Regions from separate parts of the Mus musculus genome. Here region 1 is linked to region 2. The links are chromatin loops, found by intact Hi-C in ENCODE. Cell type or tissue: heart. All regions are shown on one strand. Each heading gives the region's core, and the rest is flanking DNA. Links, peaks and the distances in the headings are about the cores only.

Region 1 (10,343 bases), core at 1,286-9,285, 55 kb after region 2:
GCACTGAAGACTCTCCAGTTCTGCTGGACGAGGTTGACGGGGACTCAGCATCATGGTGGCCAGAATCTTGTGAGCTCTGAGATGCCCCTGTGGCGTACCTGTTGACACACAGTTGTGGCAATAGGAGTGTGTATGTGCTCACGGGGGCCAAATGACAATACTGTGTGTCAATCTTTTTGAGGCAGGATCTCTCACTGGTCTGGAACTCACGAAGCAGACTAGGTGGGCAGGTGAACCCCAGGGCTCTGTTTGTCTTCCCAGCACTGGGGTTACAAGCACATGGCCCCACACCTGACTTTTAAACACAGGTTCCGGGGAATCAAACCAGTCTACCTATAAACCCAGCCACCTCCCCGGTGCCAGCTCTCATTCATTCTCACTGAAGGTCCAACTTAGCACATCTGTAGCCTTTATCTGACCTTCACAGAGCACTGACCGCTTCTGTGAATCACCAAAACAAGGGTCAGACTCTTTTTCTTCCCCTTCCTCCTCCTCTCCTTCCCTCCCTTCCTAAGAGGACGCCTGTCACAAGAAGCCCTTATCTTCTCAGTTCTGCACTTGAGTTCCTTGCTGTCTTTTGGAATGTCCCAGGATGACAAGAAAACCAGAGCTCTTTGCCAGTAAGTATGTTACCAGCTGGGCTCTCTGTCCATGTGCCCGCGTGCATTTACAAAGCCAGGTGAGCTTCATTGGCTACAGCAGCAGAAGGCTTAAATTTTATCTGGCCAGACAACTTTACAGATGGAGACGCCTTGGTGAGCGGAGGTAATTTCCTCAGTAATATTAGGGTGGAGCCATGGCTGACACTCTGGATTTGTAAAGCCACCAGCGGTCTCTGTGGCAATTAGACTGGGACGCAGGGTGAGAATGTCTCTCCTCTCTCCTCACACACAATAAAAGGAAGTCTGCACAGCTAGGCTGAGGGAGGCAAAGAAGAGCCCGCATCCCACCAATACCGATGCCATGCATAGATGTAGGAAAAGTCTTTTTTCTCCCTTTTTGGCCCAGAACTTTCTGAGGCCACTGGTCTGTGATCAGCAGGAAGATGGATTAAGAGTCATGACAAATGCTGGCCTTTCTCTCTAAGGGCTGCCGCTCCATTCTTTCCATGTGGAGCCCAAAAGGTGGCTGTGCCCAACAGGTTTCCAAGCCACTCTGCCAAAACTGTGCTTGACTCTTGCACAGATCACGTCTTGCTCCCATTATGGCTTGTGGAAAGGCCTGAGGCCCAGAAAATACCCGTGACTCTCCTAACAAAACATACCAGTGCTGGGCGGGGTGCTGACCTTCCTATTGTATGGGTCAAGCTGGAGATTTACAGGCAGTGAGACTTGCTGTATGCTCCAGGCTCCAAGGGCTGAGACCCTCACTAAGGGTCTTCACAGGACAGAGTAAGATGGGACAGAGCACGTCGGGAAAACAGACCTCCAAGGGTTACAGCTATTTTTTCTCCCTTCGACCCTGAAGGGATTTGTACTGTTTGTGTTAATTTAATGTGGAGAAATACCATGATATTTGAAATTTTAAAAAATATTTTAAGTGTGTATGGGTGTGGGCAAGCACGTATGGGTTGGAGGTCAACTTGAGGAGTGTCTGTTCTTTCCTTCCACGGTGGCAGCATGACTTCACACCCACTGAGTCATCTTGCCACCCCTAAATTTATCTATTTTAAGGGGAGGGCTGGGCTGGCAAGGCAGCTAAGTAGGTACAGATGTTTGGGGTCAAGCCTGATGACCTGAGGTTGATCCCCGGGACTCACACAGTAAAGAAAAGAACCCAGTCCTACAAGGTGTCCCTTCACCTTCACATGCATGCGCACGTACACACACACACACACGTGTACACACATACATGTACTCATACAGACACACATATGCACACACACACATGCGTGCACGAGTGCGTGTGTACACACACATACACTACACACGCGTACACACACGCTTGTACACACACATGTACACAGACACACACAGGACAGACATGTGGAAACCGCATATGTGTTGAAGAAAGGGAGCAACTTGTGAACCTGAGGGCTATGTGCAGACTTCCTCCTGCCCTCCTGTTAGGAGTCCTCGGTGAGGCCAGGTGGAGAATGGGGCAAGGGGTAGGGGGGTGCTCTTGTTCTGAGACAAGACTGTTTATACTTCATAATATGTTATATGTTAGATAAAAGCATATTATAGCGGGATAATAAATGTATCCTAACGGCCGGGCATGGTGGCGCATGCCTTTAATCCCAGCACTTGGGAGGCAGAGGCAGGCAGATTTCTGAGTTCGAGGCCAGCCTGGTCTACAGAGTGAGTTCCAGGACATCCAGGACTACACAGAGAAACCCTGTCTCAAAAAACCAAAAAAAAAAAAAAAAAAAAAATGTATCCTGGGGACTGTAAAATATCATCTAAGAAGGGGGGGGCACGCAGTGCTCACTGTCCTATTACTTGTGTACTTTTGTGTATGTTAAGGCTCCCTATGCCAGATGGTAGTGTCACGCTACGAATTTGAGTCCAGTCTGATCTATATAGTGAGCTCCAGGACAGTCAGAGCTATGGAGAGAGAGAGCCCCTCTACACACCAAAAAAAAACCCAAAAACCAACTTGGAGTTCACATAAAAATTTGTATTATTAGTCAGGAGTGGTGGCAGACACCTTTAATCCCAGCACTCCGGAGGCAGAGGCAGGTAGGTGGATTTCTGAGTTTCGAGGCCAGCTGGTCTACAGAGTGAGTTCCAGGACAGTCAGGACTGTACAGAGAAACCTTGTCTTGAAAAACAAAACAACAAATAAAAGACAATTCTACCAGTAGCCTATGGCTGACACTCTGGTCAGAAGCCGTCCCTGTGAAACAAAGAGTGCGACTGTGAGATCACTTCCTGGAACAGTGCTGATGGCAGGCAACACGTCAAGCTTTCGAGCCTGCTGGCCCCAGTGCCGGCTTGTTCTGAGGAGTACACGTCTAAGCATGGTATCAGACAAGGCCAGAACAGTGCTGAGCGTAGCTGCCCTTCAAAACTTGCACACATACCTCTCACTGGAATCACACTGCCCCAGGGCAGGGCTCTGGTGTCGGCTTCGCCCGCGTCTTCTCCTACTCTTCCAGATGTTCCTATCCATGTCCGTTCCTAGGAGAGAGGAACACAGAACGCCAGACATCCTGGCTGTGCGCTCTCCTTCTTGCCTGGCAGCTCCACCATGCTCAATGGTCACTGCTAAGGCTGCCACCCACGCCTTTATCTGCTCCTAGCACTTTCCCAACGTCCCCTCCCACCACTGACAGTGTAATCCTCTGTCCTAGAGAAGAGACGTGACCAGGCAGGAATAACTTGTTCTGCATCTTTTCCACAAATACTCATGTGGTTTTTTTTTCTGGTTTTTCGAGACAGGGTTTCTCTGTATAGCCCTGGCTGTCCTGGAACTTACTTTGTAGACCAGCTGGCCTTGAACTCAGAAATCCGCCAGCCTCTGCCTCCCAAGTGCTGGGATTAAAGGTGTGCGCTACCACACCCGGCACAAATTCTTGCTCTTGTCTCAGAGAAATAAACACCTGTCCCCATGTCTTTCCAAGACACCCCCCTCCCCCCCAGATGTCCACCTCATCCTTGGGGACATCACAGATGTCTAGTTTATGTTTAAAGGCTTCCTCTCATCTCTGCTCTCTGAAAGCCCGCCAGGGGAGTCACAGGGGCTCCCCCTGGAATCCCAAGGCGCAGGAACATTCCAGCAGAGCGATCTACATACCCACTCCATGTCTTCACATCCCCTGACCCCAGCATTCTAAAACGCTCTCACTGAGGTAGCAACTAATGGTCCCCAGTTTTGGAAGGGTCAGGAAGTGAGGTCACTATTGCAAGACCAGCCTAGGCTGCCTAGACTTTCAAAAGAACCCAACAAGGAGTAGAGATATGGCAGTTTAAAGAGAGAGCACACACTGCTCTAGCAGATGACCTGAGTTCAGTTCCCAGCCCCCCACATCAGGTGGCTCATACCTACTTGTTAACTCAAACTCCAGGGGATCCAACAGTTTCTTCTGGCTCTGTAAGGCACCGACTGCACTCATATGTGCAGACCCTACCCTCACATTCACACGATTTTTAAAAAGTTGCTGAGTGAAAGGTAAGGGTGCTTCTTGCCAAACCTGAGTTTGAACCCAGGACCCCATTGTCCTATGACTTCCACATGCACACTGAGGCCCTCTCCCAGTACTGACCGACCGCACAGCGAGCAGACACAAGTGCAGGAAAAGCACCCGTACACAGAGTAAAAATAAATGAAAGCGAAGATGGCCCGGTGGTACTCTTGTAATCCCCAGCACATGAGATTACAGGCAGGAGAAACGCAAGGTCAAGGTTATTCTTTGGGTCACACAGGGAGATTGAGAGCAACCTGAGCTACCCAAGACCCTCAAAAACAAAAAGCACCCCCCCCCACCCCTTAAAAACAAAACCAAACAAAACCCAGTCCATGTCTAAGTATGGTTTTCTAAAATACAAGCTTGCTTTCAGGATGCATACTATGGTTTATATCTGCATTTGTTTGTTTGGTTTAACCTTGGCTTATCCACTCCCATCTCACTGGAGGTAAGTTCCTATTTTGTTTCGCTACAGGGCTGGAGTCTGACCTCAGGGCCTTGCTCATGCTATGCTAAGGCAAGAGATCCACGGTTGTTTCTTCTATTCTTAGCACCCACTGACCCAGTTGGCTAGGTGCAGATTACTGCTGAGCTAAACAAAACAACTCTGTAGCTGTCTTCAGACACACCAGAGGGTGGCATCGGATGCCATTACAGATGGTTATGAGCCACCATGTGGTGGCTGGGAACTGACTGCATAGGCATTACAATGCTGGGAGTATAGTATTTTATAATCCCTATTTCCGTTCAACAGAGTTTCCTTAGTTGAGTCTACCTTCAGTAGCATTTCGTTGATATACCAAGCTATTAGGATACTGTGCAATTTAGGAATCTAGATTCTAAGCCATGTTGAGATAAAAGCGAAAACGGGGAGAAGTCTGTTTAACACTGTTATTTTTCCCTATACATCCAGTCTTTGTCATCTGTTGATCCCTGGCTGTCAGGTGGGTGCCTGCCCTGTTCCAGACACACACACACTCAAAGCCAGGCAGGCCCAGGATGTAATCAGAATACTTAGCAGTAGGAGGCTGAAGGATCAGGCTGAAGGTCACCATTAGCTACAAAGTGAGGTCAAGGCCAGCCTGGCCCTGAACTTCCCTTGGAACTTCAGAGTGGCTGGGGTACAGGATCACTATCAGGAGGGGAGCCAGTGCTCGTTATAATCTGGGAACTGCTCCTGTCACAAGGAGGTCACCTCATTTCACTTTTACGGTGCTTTCAAAGGTTCAGCTCCTTTGGCTCCCATCTCGCCACCTTTTCTCGTGGGTGGTCCAGAAGTCCAGCACCCAGTCTGTTAGCAGTTTCCCAAGCCCCTCTTTACATCTGGGGCAAAGGCCTACCGGTTTCTTTTACTCTGTGGGAGGCTGGAGGTTTTCCCTGGTGTCAGGCAGTTTCCCCAGATACCAAGAGCGTTTAGAGCCGGGCGTGGTGGCGCACGCCTTTAATCCCAGCACTGTCACGAGGCAGAGGCAGGTGGATTTCTGAGTTTGAGGTTAGCATGGTCTACAAAGTGAGTTCCAGGACAGCCAGGGCTATACAGAGAAACCCTGTCTCGAAAAACCGGGGGGGGGGGGGGAGCATTTAGAGGACCCAAAAGCCCATCCAGCCTCCCCCTCCCCCATAACCTTTCCAGGCTTGGCCTCAATATTCCCCATGATGCAGGTCTGGCAAAGGCTTTGGTTTACTGGGGCTCTCTGTGTGGCAGTAAACATTGGCTAAGCAGCAGATCCCATCCACGGCCCTGGAGTGGGTGCATTATAAGAGCAACAGCATGTTTGGGTTGGTGCATCAGTGCTGCTGGGCTCGTTGCTACCCAAGGATAGACTCCAAGCACTGGAGGACATCTTGGTTGGAGGCCTGGGACTGTTTTACCACTTCACCCCAGTGCAGGGCTAGATTGGGGCCTGGGGTGTGGGGTTAATTATAAAAGCACTCGGAATTACATAGTAACGTAATTACACAGTAACGTAACTCGGGATTACATAGTGACCTTGCAAATGTACTATAAAGCAGCATGCTATGATATTCAGTGGGGCTGTGGAGACAAAGCCCTTGACATTTATACAGGCTGGAATCTTCAGAAGACGGTTCCACTCTATGGGACGTTGGAGGCTGACAATTCCTCATAAGCTCTGAGGCCAGCCAGCCTAATGAACTAAGAGAGAACACCAAAGACCCTGTCTCAAACAAGGTAGGTGACAAATGACACCTCAGGTCAGGTCGTCCTCTAACTTCCACACAACAAACAAATAACAAATAGATAAATAGATAGATAAGAGATAATGCAATCATAGGAAAATTCAGTAAGACCCTGACTCCTAAGACATAATAAGATGCAAAATGCTAACACCACTAGCTGGTAAAACTCAGGATAAAATGGCCCCTTCAATAAGGTTTCCACCCTCAATGGTATGGACCATGAGTGAACACAGGAGGAAAATGAGAAAATGCAGATAGCTCACCAAGAGTTCTGTCAGGTGTAAAATATAAAATAAGAGGCTGGACAGAGGGCTCAGCAGCTAAAAGCAATTGCTGCTCTTGTAGAAGACCTGAACTTAGATCCCAGCACCCACTATCAAGGTGGCTCGCAACCTCCTGTCACTCAGTTCTAAGTGACCCAACACTCCTCCGGCCTTTGAGAGCAATCAAACACAAGTAGCATACACACACGCGCACGCACACACACACACACGCACACACACACACACACGCACGCACGCAAACCTATCCTTATAAATTCCCTCCCTAAAATCCACAGGAGAGCCGGGCAGTGGTGGCGCATGCCTTTAATTTCAGCACTCGGGAGGCAGGAGACAGGCGAATTTCTGAGTTCGAGGCCAGCCTGGTCTACAAAGTGAGTTCCAGAACAGCCAGGGCTATACAGAAAAACCCTGTCTCAAAAAAACAAAAACAAAAAAACAAAAATCAGGGGCTGGTGAGATGGCTCAGCAGGTAAGAGCATCCGACTGCTCTTCCAAAGGTCCTGAGTTCAAATCCCAGCAACCACATGGTGGCTCACAACCATCCGTAATGAGATCTGACTCCCTCTTCTGGTGTGTCTGAAGACAGCTACAGTGTACTTACATATAATAAATAAATAAATCTTTTTAAAAAAAACTGAAAAAATAAAAATCCACAGGAGACCCAACTCCACAAAGTTGCCCCCTAACCTTCACTTACACACATACATTATACATACACACAAATACACAACCATAATAAGCTAACCCTACTACACAGCATGGAAACCGAGGCTTATAGAACTAACAATACCTGACTAACAAAGTCGCATTAGAGATACAGGAGCATCCTGCACTTGTAGGCTCCATCAGCCAAAAGACACCACCTCGATTACTTTCCACTGTTATCGACAACTGGATTTCCAGGTCGTGGGATTTTTGTCTTCTCCGAGTAGCTGACTTGGAGTTGTTAGTTGTTTTGTTTTATGTTTTTCTTCTTACTGCCTTGCTCCACACACAAGGCTGTGTCTGGTCATCCAAGGTGGAGGGAGTTGTGGCGCTCCCCAAAGTCACTAGAACTGGTGTGGAAAGGCTTCGTTTCTCACTAACACCCATCTTACTGTGGCAGGGAATGGAGGCTGGTCCACATCTGGGCTTCCTAACTTTTCCAAATACCAGCCTGCACACAACCTCAGGCAAGCCACCACGTAACCTCTCTTTCTGTGTCTTATAAAGATACCGCTAGGGTTGGAGAGATAGCTCAGCAGTTAAGAGCACTTGCTGTTCTTCAGAGTTCAGGAGCTCACAACGTCTCAAATTACAGTTTCAGGAGTTTGACACATTTGGGTCTCTTGGATCTTCCACAGACACATGTAAGCACACACACCCACATACACAATTAAAAATAAAAGCTCTTTTAAAAGGTGTGTGTGTGTAGATGTCTTAGTGGTTAAGAAAGCTGAGGACCCAGGTTCAAATCCTAGCACCCCGCAGGGCGGCTCACGATCATCCAGCTGGAGGAGATCTCACTGATCTCTTCTGGCCTCCCTGAACACCAGGCTTGTTCGAAGTACACTCATGTATGCACGCCAAATATCCACATACATAAAAGAAGCCTTTAAAAAAAAAAAAAGCAAAATCCCAGCACTTGGGAGGCAGAAGGCGGATTTCTGAGTTCAAGGCCAGCAGCCTGGTCTACAGAGTGAGTTCCAGGACAGCCACGGCTACACAGAGAAACCCTGCCTCGAAAAACCAAAAAACAAAAAAACCAAAAACATAAACTTCCAAAATTTATACCATAAAGTACTATTGGCCTCCTGGCCTCGTGTTTCTTCACAGCCCAAATTTCAACAGAGGCAGAGGTCTACTGCAGGCTGGACTCTGCAAGGGGATCCTGGGGACGCCGCAGGACTCGCCAGGTCCTGGCCCACGCCCACTCCGGCCTTGTATGGCACGCTCACTCCTCCTGCCTTCAGCCTTGCCTTCTCTGTCCTCTGCGTGGGTACAGCGGCACCCTCCGTCGGCGCCCAGATGCACGCCACGCATGGGAACAGCCTTACCTGCACAGATGGTCCTCTCAGCTACGACACTTCTGGGCTGGAGCACCCAGGGGCGTGCAAAGATCCGGAAAGACCCTCATGTTGTGTTGTCGCACCCCATAGGACTAAAGCGGCCGGTTCTTTCTTCTCATTGAATTAGGCTTCTGCCTGTCCATGTCAGTAGGGGCGGTCTTTACGGAGGGCGGGACTTAGGATTTCCGCCTTGTCCTGGTCGAGCGTGCCCGGGCTTGGCACGCTTAGGGGCGGGGTCTGATGCGCTTTGGGGCGGGGCTAGAGATTGCTACCGCCTCCTCAGAGTCCCTGGTACTCTCTTGACAGTGAGTCTTCCTTCTTACTGCGGATCATATCCCGAGAAATTTCTCTCGGCTTGGAGCTGGTACACAGGCCCGAGTTAACACTGATATGTGAGAGAGGGAAGATGATTGTTTTGTGGAAAGAGCAAAGGAGACTCTGAGGAGGAAAGCGAAAAAGACTTTGGGACGCAGTTGCCGGTGCCGGGAGGCTCCTTGAATCTAGGTCAGGTTGTTTCCTCCTTGCTATGTGACCTAAGGTGTGCTTATCACTTCTCTGGGCCTTAATTTCTTCCACTGTAACAAGAAAGTTGAACAAATATTGTCAATGATCTCCAGCCCAAAGTTTGTACAGGTAATATTTCTAGAATGGTACACGTGTGCCTTGGTCAGAAAACCACCCCAGAGTACCACTGCAAAGAAGACGGAGTTTGTAACAGGTCAGAAGTGATAGTAGTGAGAGCAGAATGGGTTCAAATAGGTCAGGCTAAGTGGGGACCACCAACAGCCTTGATCTTAATTGCATTTGGAGAACAGAATCCCTTCCTGAGATTCATTGTGTGCGGTGCTCGCCCAGGCTCCTGATGCTGGACCGCTAGAAGCTAGCTATTAGTGATCATAGATGTGGGCCTATGAAAACACTTCAGCCTGTAGCAAGTTTACAGACGTGTGCAGGGATATGCAGAGTGCTAGGTTCTGAGGGAAACGAGAGAAGTGAGCACTACTGCTTCCCGGAGCTTGAACTGCCAGAAAAGGACAAAGCAGACTTCAAAGAAGATGTGGCTGGAAGCCTGTTTCAGCTACTGGTTGGACTGGCTGTGAGGACCTTGGAATCTTTAGCAAAGTGGTTGAGGCTGGAGAACAGCCTCAGAGGCATGGAAAACCATGGGACCTCAGAGACTGGAGCCTTGTTGGGTAAAGCTGTGGGCAGATGGGAGACATAACAATAGGAGAATCTCTGACCTGAATTCTGGGAGGAGGAAGGCAGGATTTGTAAACTGAAGCCTTGAGGACCCTGGAGGACTGAGGAGGAGGGGGGAGGAGGAGGCGGCCATGGGAGGCTTGTGAAGGATTGGCAAACAGGCAGCTGACTGACCCCATTGACAGGATTCACTGAATTCCCACCATGGGAACTGGGTGGACACCAGTTTTGCCTTGGAAACCTGTAATATACACTCACTTCACAAAGGAACCATGGTCAGAAGCAAGTCAAGCGGCATGGCCCGACTCTGTTTTCTCTCAGGTAAAGTGAGGGTAGAAAGTAATGCTGAAAAAGGAAGTCCTGAAGAGTAAAGGCTATGTATGACCCCAAATCAGGTGCTTGGCTTATGGCTTCCAGTGACTAAGCAGCCAGAGTTACAAATTTAACTCGGTGTCTAGATAGTGTATAATATCCAGAGGTGAA
Region 2 (10,343 bases), core at 1,571-9,570:
TCCAAATGGTCTTAAAGACTCCTGTGTAGGAGTGAGCCTGGGTGGAGAATGGAGGCTGCTCGGAATGTCCACTTGTCTTGTTAATAGAGGTTATTTGAGGGTCCCATAGTTCTTTTTGTGCAGTCTCTCTGGTTCTGGTGACCATGGGTTTAGGTTAGTAGGATCTGCTGTGTGTGTGTGTCGACACCCCTTCACTAAGTTATCCAGGCCCCCCTTGGGTTTATGGTCTTCCTGCCTCACTTTCCTGAGTATTTAAGCTTCTAGCTGGTGCACCCAACTTACTGTGCTTTTGAGAATCATCCATATTTTTGTACAGTTTATAAGGTAATTAATTTTATTGTTGAATTATATGAGTATATCATAATTTATTCATTTATTATATTGTGATATCCTGTGTACACATATAAATGTATATATGTCTATACATTTTTTATTTGGAGATAGGATCTTCAACTCATCTTCCTGTATCAGCCTCTTTGAGTGCTCGAGTTTTATGTGTGGCCCTGGCACTTAGCTTGTATTGTGTATTTATATCAGATGTTGTGCATCTTTGTATTAGAATGGAAGTGTCATGAAAACAGCTGCATTGGTGAGTATACAAAAACCCTGACAAAGGCACATTAAGGAGGGAAGGGCTGACATAGCTTGAGAACATGGCAGGACGAGTGGCAGGCAGCTGCCACATTGCAGGTCTGTGGTGGCCTGTAGGTGTCTGTCTGTCTGTCTGTCTTTCACCTTCTGTGCCTGCCTGGATTTATGTGATTTGACTTTTATGAGTCCTAGGCATAAGACAGCTTTGACCACCAAGCATCAAGGTTGGATGAACAAAGGACTGCCATCTGCTCTGCCCCCCACCCCCATTAATACAAGAGCAACACGCACATGCACACACACACACACACTCTCTCTCTCTCTCTCTCTCTCTCTCTCTCTCTCTCTTTTCCCGTTGTTTTTCTAATTCACTTCACATCTCTCTTTTCCCTTTTATTCCAGTCCAGAGCTCCAACCCACTGGATGGTGTCACCCACACTCAGTTAAGCTTCTCTAGAAACATCTTCACAGATGCATCTAGAGAGTGTTTCTGCTTGATGGTTCTAGATTGCTAGGTTGACAGTCAAACTAGCCATCATAGCATTAAAAATAGTGTAATAGGGCTAGAGAGATGGCTCAGTGGGTAAGAGCACTGACTGCTCTTCTAAAATCCTGAGTTCAAATCCCAGCAACCACATGGTGGCTTACAACTATCCATAATGAGATCTGACATCCTCTTCTGGAGTGTCTGAAGACAGTTAATTTACATATAATAATAAATAAATCTTGGGGCCAGAGTGAGCGGGGCCGGGGTGAGCAGAGGTCCTGAGTTCAATTCCCAGCAACCACATGATGGCTCACAACCATCTGAACAGCTACAGTGTACTCATATACATAAAATAAATAAATAAATCTTAAAAAAGAAAGAAAGAAAGAGTATAGTAAATCACTTTGCTCCATTCACCTCACAGAGAGAAAATTGAGGTCAATGTAAGTTAAATGATGTCAGATTGTTCCAGCCTTAGGGATGGGTAGAGCCAGCTTAACCAAACCTCCATGGTGATAGTGCTCTCCTCTCTCCCCTAGAGAGAGCATAGCATGTAGACATTGTTCCATTCATTGAAACAATACAAACGGATTGTCTGGTGTGCTAGGCATCATGGCACAGATCAGACCCCTGCCCCTCAACAAGGAGTTCATTGTAGTTGTGAAGCTGAGAGCTTGGAAGAATGTGGACTGTGGATTTGTTAGCAACAAGGGCCGGGGAGCGAAGGGGCTGCGCAGGACAGGGACTGCATTAGCTGTTTCTGGTGTGACATTTTCATTGATTCTTATTTGTTGATTTTCTATCTGTCCGTCCGTCCGTCCACCCATCCATCTATCTTGTGGCCTGTTTCTTTGTGTTCTAGTCTGTTACTTTTCTTTCTAAGTCCCAACTGTCACTAGCGCTTATGCTAGTTTTGCTGTAGCTAGATGGAGTTTGTAAAAAAGGGAGCTAGCTGTGTGTCCCCTTTGGAAGATTTTTGGAGAGATCTCTTGAGTTGGCATTTCCAGTCCTCAGGATTGGAAGGCTTTTTATTCAGATATAAAAGGAGAGCTGAACTCGGTGAATTGGGTATGTCAAAGAAATTCATCATGGAGCTGACAAGAGCTGTTTTGGAAGAATCTGTGTGAGGTTCCTTTCTCTGTGGCTATGGTCTAAGCTGCTAGGACAGCAGAGGAGCTGTGGGCAGTGTCTGTGTGTCTGTGTGGCAAGGGTCAGCGCTGCTGGGAGGGGAATTCCAGACCTTTCCAGTCACGGGACACTCTGGGGACAATGGAGTGGGAGAAAGTGATCTTTGTCTTTACCAAATGTACTCAGGGTTTATGAGGCCAAACTTGTGACTCCAGTCACCTTAAGAAAACATTTGATAGGGAACTGGCTTTGCTTCTAAAAAGGAACTCCATCTCACGTGTGAATCCAACCCAGAGTAAGTGTGCACTCCATTAGGGTAGAGTGCACGTGCACCTTCCGAACCGCCTGTGATTTAAAAGCAGGGTTTCTAGAACTTTCTGATCATCTGCTGTCTAGAACATCTCGTCATTTAAAGGAACGGAACCTTTGTTGGGACTTCTTTAAGACTAGACTACTGATGTGTTTGACATAATTTTAGTAAAGCCCTATTTGATTCATTTCTTTTTATTTTATGTACATTGGTGTTTTGTTTGCATGAATGTCTGTGTGAGGGCATCAGATCCCCTGGAACTGGAGTTACAAGCAGTTTTGAACTACTATGTGGGTGTTGGGAATTGAACCTGGGTCCTCTGGAAGAACAGCCAGTGCTCTTAACCTGTCATCCATCCCAGCATATTTGAAAGAATATAAATTAGACCTTTTTATTCAGTCAAGATAAAAATTAGACTGTGAACATAAATCATTGTCTGATATTCTTTTACTTTGGGAGAGTTGAAGTCTCCAGGGCCTCACGCATGATCTGCTGCTGAGTTCCTTATGGTTTTTAAAAAGATTTTTTAAAAAGTTATTTAGTTTTATGAACATTGGTGTTTTGCCTGCGCATGCATATGTATAATCTGTGTGAGGGTGCCAGATTTTTTTGGAGGTAGGTTGGTGCTGGGAATTGAATCCCAGTCCCTTGGAAGTGCTTTTAACCGCTGAGCTATCATCTTTTCAGGCCAATTTAAAAATAAATCTATTTATTATTTTTTATTTATGAGTGTATAGACATGCCTGTGAGTGAATGCCATACATGTGCGGGTGCCCGTGGATGCCAGGAGATGTCAGATTCCTTGGAGCTGCAGTTATAGGAGGGTTTGGCCTGCCTGACATTGGCACTGGAACTCAGATCCTCTGGGAGAGCAGTAAGTGCTCTTAACTGCTAAGCCAACTCTCCTGTCCTGTTCTTTTGAATTCTATGGAAATAGTTTGGGGTTTCTTAAGGGAAAAATCCCTCACTTTCTACCTCTTTCCTTCCTCTACAAGAAGAGAAGATGTAGCACTGGGGGTGTTCATGTGTGGTTTGCCAGCATCTGGCTAGTGATGGGGACAAGGTGAACTTAGCATATGCCTGGACTATAGAAAAACTCTACTTGTATTTTAGGGTACTGGTCTCAGTTGTAATTAGAGAATCTCTTGGTTTCTTTGGCTCTCTTCCTCTGAACTCAGCCAAAAAAGATAAGAAAGCAAAGTGAACTAGAAACCAACAAATACAAATCATTAATAGAAACTCAGTGTTGAGGATAACTGCCCATATAAATTAGTTAAGAATCTCAGAGGAAAATGATAAACTAATCACTTGTTGGATTGGGGTAGGACTTATCACGAGGTTTCTGTTGTGATGGGGTCAGGGAGCTCTGGATAGTGCTTTGTGTTACTTGGGGATGGGGATGGTTTGGGGTTGCTGGCACTGGGAACAGCTTAGCAAACTTGAGAGGGATGTCTGATCATAGTTGGTGCAGATCTGATCTACTTTAGAGGCCAGGACTAGAAGGGCCTCCATGTTGAGCAACTCAGAGTGCTTCCTGGTGCCTTTGTAGCTTATCTTCTAGAGTCTGGCTGGGCTATAATTCCCTTCCTCTCCTCTCTCCTCAGCTCATTGGCTCTTTCATTGCTGCTTTTCCCTTCCCAGGGTTGCTGGGGGAAAGTCCATGTGTGTGCATGCTTCCTGACCCATTCTGAGTACTAAGATGCGATCTTTGGAGTCATTGCTGCTGCCCACTTGGATCAGAGGCGGCCGGCTGGTGCCTTCCTCCCATGAAATACTCTGATTTCCAAATAGAAATAGTAGGGATCTTTGAGAACTGTTCATTCATTTTACAAAATACTTGGAATGTTACACAAATTAAGTTTTTTAGTAAGTCGGAAAGTGGGAGAAGTGGGTAAGATAGAGGTGCTATTGGGTTTCTTTCTGAAAGATTGATTTTTTTTTTAATTGTGTTTGTGTCTCTGTGTGGCTCTATGCACGTGAGTGTAGGTTAGGGGCATTGGGTCCCCCAGAGCTGGGTTCCATTCCTGATGAGGTGCCGGAGTGGAAGAGTAGTACATGCTCTGAACTGCTGAGCCATCTTCCCCCTTGTGGGCTCCTTTCAGCTTAATATTTGTTAGGTGTTGCTTTACTAAGAGTCAGCTGCAGCACCACTATCAATAATGCGTTGCTTTGTTTTGTTTTGTTTTGCTTGAGAAAGGGTCTCTTTATGTAGCTCTGGCTGGCCTGGAACTAAGAGATCTCCCTACCTCTGTTCCCCGAGTGCTGGGATTAAAGGCATGTGCCACTACTGTCTGGCAATAATGCACTTTTGTTTAATTTCTTTGTTTTTTGTTTTTGTTTTTTTGAGACAAGCCTCACCAGGCTTGGCAGCAAGTGTTTTTACCCATCTTGTGTGGCTCCTGACCCTCTGTGAGGCAGAGTCTCACTATGTATCCCCTGGCTGGCCTAGAACTCATGGAGGTCCTCCTTGCCTCTGCCTCCTAGGTATTGAGATTCAAGATACATGCCACCACTTCTTGTTAATGCCTTCTTTTGTTTAGTGGGAGAAGAAAGGCGTTATTTGAAGTGTGTGGTGAGAACTTTTAGGTGGAGCTGGCTTGCCTCAGGCCACGCTGAGTTGCTGTCTGGGTGACAGGCAGGAGGGAGCCTAGTTGCTCTCGCAGCACACTTGGGTGTTTTCCCAGTGGGCTGATTCTAAGTACTAATGGCTCCTGTTCTCACTGTGTGCCACACACTGGGCTGTGCCCTTTGCTATTTATCTTAGATTGGACTTTTATCTTAGGCTGTCCTCCTTGTCCCCACAGGGTTGGGCTGCCAGTTGTTATCTAATGTCCTGGAGGCTTCCTAGTGAAGTAGCTCTTTCAAGGCCCAGCCAGCAGTGGCTCAGCTCTGGGTGGAGCTGCTAACTTGCCTGAGGTTTCAAGAGTCCAGGCTCCAGGAGGGGCAAAGGTGATGTTGCTCCTGCTTTTGTTTTTGTTTCAGGACCAAGGACTATTTCAGTCTGTCAGAATTGGGTGGGGTGACAAGGACTGCTCACCTCAGAAGTGGGTGAAGGTGGGGTGGATGAGTATAAGCACACAGATGAGAGAAGCTGGGGCCATGGCCCTTCCAGAGCCTTCTTTCCTTCCTTACCAAAGGGAACCTGTCTTTTTGTTTTTGAGATGTGGTCTCAGCAGGTAGTCAGTCATGGCTCACCCAGAGCTCCTCTGTAGCCCTGATCCTCCAGCGTCAGGCTCTGGTGCCCTGGCCGCTTTCTTTTTTTCTTTTTTTTTTTTTTTCCTTTTTTAAATTTTTATTAGATATTTTCTTTACTTACATTTCAAATGTTATCCCCTTTTCTGGTTTCCCCTCCAGGGACCTCCTGTTCCCCACCCCACCGCCCTTCTTGACTTTTGCTTTTCCTAGCCATCTAAATGAAGGCAACTGAGTCTTTTCTGGCTGAGGGAAAGTTGTCTACAGTTGTTTAGTAGTGTTACCAGGGAGCAAAGGAATGTGGAAGACAGGAAGGAGGGTGAGGCCTGCCTTCAGGTTTGCCCAGCAGGTTTTCCTCATCTGTTCATTTTATTGTTTATCTGTTTATTTTATTTGTGGGGCCAGTGGAGGTCAAATGGATATGTCCTTACTTTACATAAGAAAAAAGCCACTTGCACATGCCGCTTGCTCATAGACCACCAGAAGGCAGGTTGCTAAGGGTTTGGAGTTCTTTCTCTTGGTCTGAGGCTATACCCAACAAAAAACCATATGGGTTTAGTATGTCTTAGGATACTAAATACCGGGTAATATTCCAGATGTTAGTTTTATCATATGTACATATACACAGACACACAGAGACTTATGTGTGTGGTAACTTTGCTTGCTTTTCTTCTTTCTCTCTTTCTTTCTTTCAAGATAGATTTTGCTCCATAGCTTCTGCTGACCTTGAATTCAAGAGCCTCCTGCTGTCTTTGCTGCTGTCTTGCCTCAAGAGTACTGGGATTACAGGGGTGTGTAAGCACACCTAGCTTATTTGTATATTATGTACATCATTTCGAGAGCATATTGTTAAGCTAGAAACACTTAATTCTGACCTAGATACCAGTTGCTGCTTGTGGGTTGATTTTCACGGGAGACCCTGAAGGCCTAGGCTTCCTTGCCTCTGGTCTGGGCATGTAGACAGTCATTCCCTCCGGCTACCCTGGCCTTAGCTGACTCCTTACTAGGAGAAGTTATGGGGCTTTTGTTTGTGTCTTGCTGGCCACCTTAGCAACTTGGAACCAGACTGGCTGAGTGACGCAGGTGCAAACGGACTGTTCTTTGTCACTTAAGATTTTTTGGTTGGTTTGTTTCTTGAGACAGGGATTCACTATATTGTAGCCCTGGCTGCCCTGGAACTCAACTATGTAGATCAGGCTGGCCTCAGAGAGGTTCACTTGCCTCTCTTTCCCCAGAACTGGGATGAAGGCCCATGCCACCACACCTGTTCGCCGCTAGGGTTAAACTCTGGGCTTGTGCGGCAAGTGCTTGGATCTGATGAGCTTTTTTTTTTCCCTTGTTTTTTTTTGTTTTGTTCTGCTTTGTTTTTGTTTTTTTGAGGCAGGGTTTCTCTGTGTAGCTCTGGCTGTCCTGGAACTCACTGGGACCCACATAGTGAAAAAAGAGAGCCAACTCCTTCAACAGAATCGCCATGCCTTCCATATTGTGCCAATGCACTCATGTACACACACACACACACACATTGTATTTTAAGAAAAAAAAAAAAAAAGAGGTGGGGGACTGGAGAGATGACCCAGTGTTTAAAGAGCACTTGCTGTTCCTCTAGAGTTCCCAGCACCCACATGGTGGCTCACAACTGCCTCTAGCTCCAACTCAGGTTATGTGACTTCATCTTTTAGCTTCTAAGGGCAGCATGAGCCACGTGCAAACACACACACACACACACACACACACACACACACACAGTGCATAGACATACAGGCAAAACACCCATATACATAAAATAATAATTAAAAAAAACTTTAAAATTTAGATCGGAGTGGTGGTGCACGTCTTTAACCCCAACATTCTGGGAGGAGGCAGTTACACAGTTAGACAGTTAGATCCTGTCTCAAAAAAGAAAAGAGGAGAGAAAGAAAAGAAAGAAAGAATATGTTTTGCCAAATGAGCAGTTGGTAAGGCTACACAAGTGTGAGGGTGTCAATCCTCAGATCCACACACAGAGTGTGCGTCTGTCATCCCGTGCTGTGTGCTGAGACGGGAGGCGGGGGCCAGAGACCCCCGGGAAGCCTTCAGGCTAGTGAGCCTGGGAAAGCAGGGATGTAGAACACAGACGGACACTGTCTGAACCGTGGTGTGGCAGAGACGGACACAGAGGTGGCTCTCTGACTCCATGGAGTGCCAAGGCAGATACACACCCACATTCAACACATACACCCCAGAAAGTTCTACAGAATCAAGTCAAAGTAAGGACACATGTAAGAAATGACTTAAAGGTGAACATAATAGTTATGAATTGCAATATTGGTTAGGAAAAGACTCGTCCTTCTTCATGGTTAAATGACAGCCATTGTGGGATGTACCACAGTCTGCTCATGCTTTCACCAGTCGACGGGTGTTTGACTATTTGGACTTTTTGGTTGATATGGGTAATGCTGCTGCTTATATTCATATATGGAGAGGTTTTATGTGGACATTTGTTTTCAGTTGCTGGATATAAACCTAGAAATAGAATTTCTGAGTCACAGGAGTCTTGCATGTAACTAAACTTTTTTTTTTTTTTTCTTTCGGGACAGGGTTTCTCTGTGTAGCCCTGGCTGTCTTGGAACTCACTCTGTAGACCAGGCTGGCCTCGAACTCAGAAATTCGCCTGCCCCTGCCTCCCAGGTGCTGGGATTAAAGGCATGTTCCACCATGCCCGACTTTATACTTTTCTGTATTGCATTTTTAAAATTATTTTATATGTGGGTATCTTATTTATGTGTGTATGTATATATATATATATATATGTGTATGTGTGTGTATGTATATATACACACATATACATACATACATACATACACATGTCCTTCCATGTACCACGTGCATGTCTGCTGCCCATGGATGCCAGAGAAGGTATAGGAGCCCCTGAAACTGGAGTTACAGACTGCTGTAAGCTGTTACATGGATCCCGAGAATTGAACCTGGATCCTGTATATGCAGCTAGTGCTCTTAATCACTGAGCCATCCCTCCAGCTCATCTTTTCACTGTCTTGGTGACTTTGTAGACCGTGGTCTTAAGCTACTAATTTACTCCTTTCTTTTTAGAAACTATTGGCTAACCCAAGAATAGCATGCTTTCTTTTAAGGCCTTTACAGTTTGAGCTCTTTATTAAATTTTTGTTTCTCAGCTGTGTGGTGCTATGTAAGTATGTGCACGAGAATGCAGGTGCCTATGGAAACCATAAGAGGGCATCTGATGCCCTGGAGCTAGAGTCACAGGGTTAGGAGGCTCTCAGTGCGGGTTCTAGGAACCAAATTCAGGTTCTCTCTAAGAGCAGCCAGAACTTTAAATCATCAAACTGCTTCATCCTCCATTTTTAGCTTTCCTAACCACTAAGTTCTCTCCCTGACTGAAGCTTCAGAGGGTCTCACAAGCTGATTGCTGAAGTGAAACTTGCCTTGGAACTGCCTTTTCCTTCCATTTTGAAGAGTCAGAAAAGGTCTTTTTCCTGGGAAGCAGTCATATTTCTTTTTTTTTTTTTTTTTTTTTTTTTAAAGATTTATTTATTTATTATATGTAAGTACATTGTAGCTGTCTTCAGACACTCCAGAAGAGGGAATCAGATCTCGTTACAGATGGTTGTGAGCCACCATGTGGTTGCTGGGATTTGAACTCTGGACCTTCGGAAGAGCAGTCGGGTGCTCTTACCCACTGAGCCATCTCACCAGCCCAGCAGTCATATTTCTTATAGGAGTTAGTTTTTCAGTTCCTATATTTTATTGTCTTGATTTTTTTTTTTTTTGAAGGTAACAAATGAAGAGGACTTTATCAGGAAATTGGACTGTAAGCCTGACCAGCATCTCAAGGTGGTTTCCATTTTTGGAAATACTGGTGATGGAAAGTCTCACACACTCAACCACACTTTCTTCTATGGCCGAGAAGTCTTCAAAACCTCCCCTGCTCAGGAGTCCTGCACAGTGGGAGTGTGGGCAGCCTATGACCCAGTCCATAAGGTAGCAGTGATAGACACAGAAGGACTCTTGGGGGCCACCGTGAATCTGAGCCAGAGGACACGGCTGCTGCTGAAGGTCCTGGCCATCTCAGACTTGGTCATCTATCGAACTCATGCAGACCGGCTGCATAATGACCTCTTCAAATTCCTTGGGGATGCCTCGGAAGCTTACCTGAAGCACTTCACCAAGGAACTCAAGGCCACCACTGCACGATGTGGCCTGGATGTCCCCTTATCCACCCTGGGCCCTGCAGTTATTATTTTCCATGAGACTGTGCACACTCAGCTTCTGGGTTCTGGTGAGTAGACAGTGGTGTGTCACAGACTGGCTTTTTAATGCTCTGGGGTGCAGTATGGTGATGCCCAGAAAAACTTGTACCCAGGCAAGATTTAAATGTTCCAAGAAGGTTGCAATAATGAACAGGTGCGTTAGACTAAAGGTCCTGGGAGATCGGGGTGGGGTCTTTTTCCCTGGGATGCTGATGGTGCACACTTCAGAGAGGGCTCAAGAGAGATTAGAAGAGCCAGGCAGAGTGATTATGCCTGTAATTTGAATATTTTATATAATTAATATTAAATATGGCAGGTATAATGGTATATGCCATTAGGCCCAGGATTCAAGAAATAGAGACCATCCTTA

Evidence for each region. Hi-C counts contacts between places; a loop is a spot of excess contacts. Peaks named below come from ENCODE experiments on the same cell type or tissue, not always from the same donor. Only the 100,000 strongest peaks of a DNase experiment are listed, where the experiment ranks them.
Region 1: it touches region 2 in a loop (2.2-fold over the local background); 2 of 42 quality-filtered maps call a loop at or near these places.

Annotation. Positions count from the first base shown.
Region 1 is chr12:83,518,923-83,529,265 of GRCm38, reverse strand. It overlaps Dcaf4 (DDB1 and CUL4 associated factor 4), which reads right to left and starts at 8,800. Exons shown (of 14, transcript NM_030246.2): 1 at 8,649-8,800; 2 at 3,026-3,122; 3 at 1-98. The coding sequence starts at 3,114. In heart, for the core only: CTCF peaks have their summits at 4,779 (motif pointing right) and 8,628; a DNase peak (open chromatin) is centred at 8,805; H3K4me3 peaks cover 1,711 bases; H3K27ac peaks cover 3,297 bases.
Region 2 is chr12:83,574,291-83,584,633 of GRCm38, reverse strand. It overlaps Zfyve1 (zinc finger, FYVE domain containing 1), which reads left to right. Exons shown (of 12, transcript NM_183154.4): 3 at 9,498-10,002. Among named protein-coding and RNA genes, the nearest start is that of Gm51952, 17 kb to the right of the region's middle. In heart, for the core only: no CTCF peak of the experiment used is centred there; a DNase peak (open chromatin) is centred at 5,193; H3K27ac peaks cover 2,033 bases.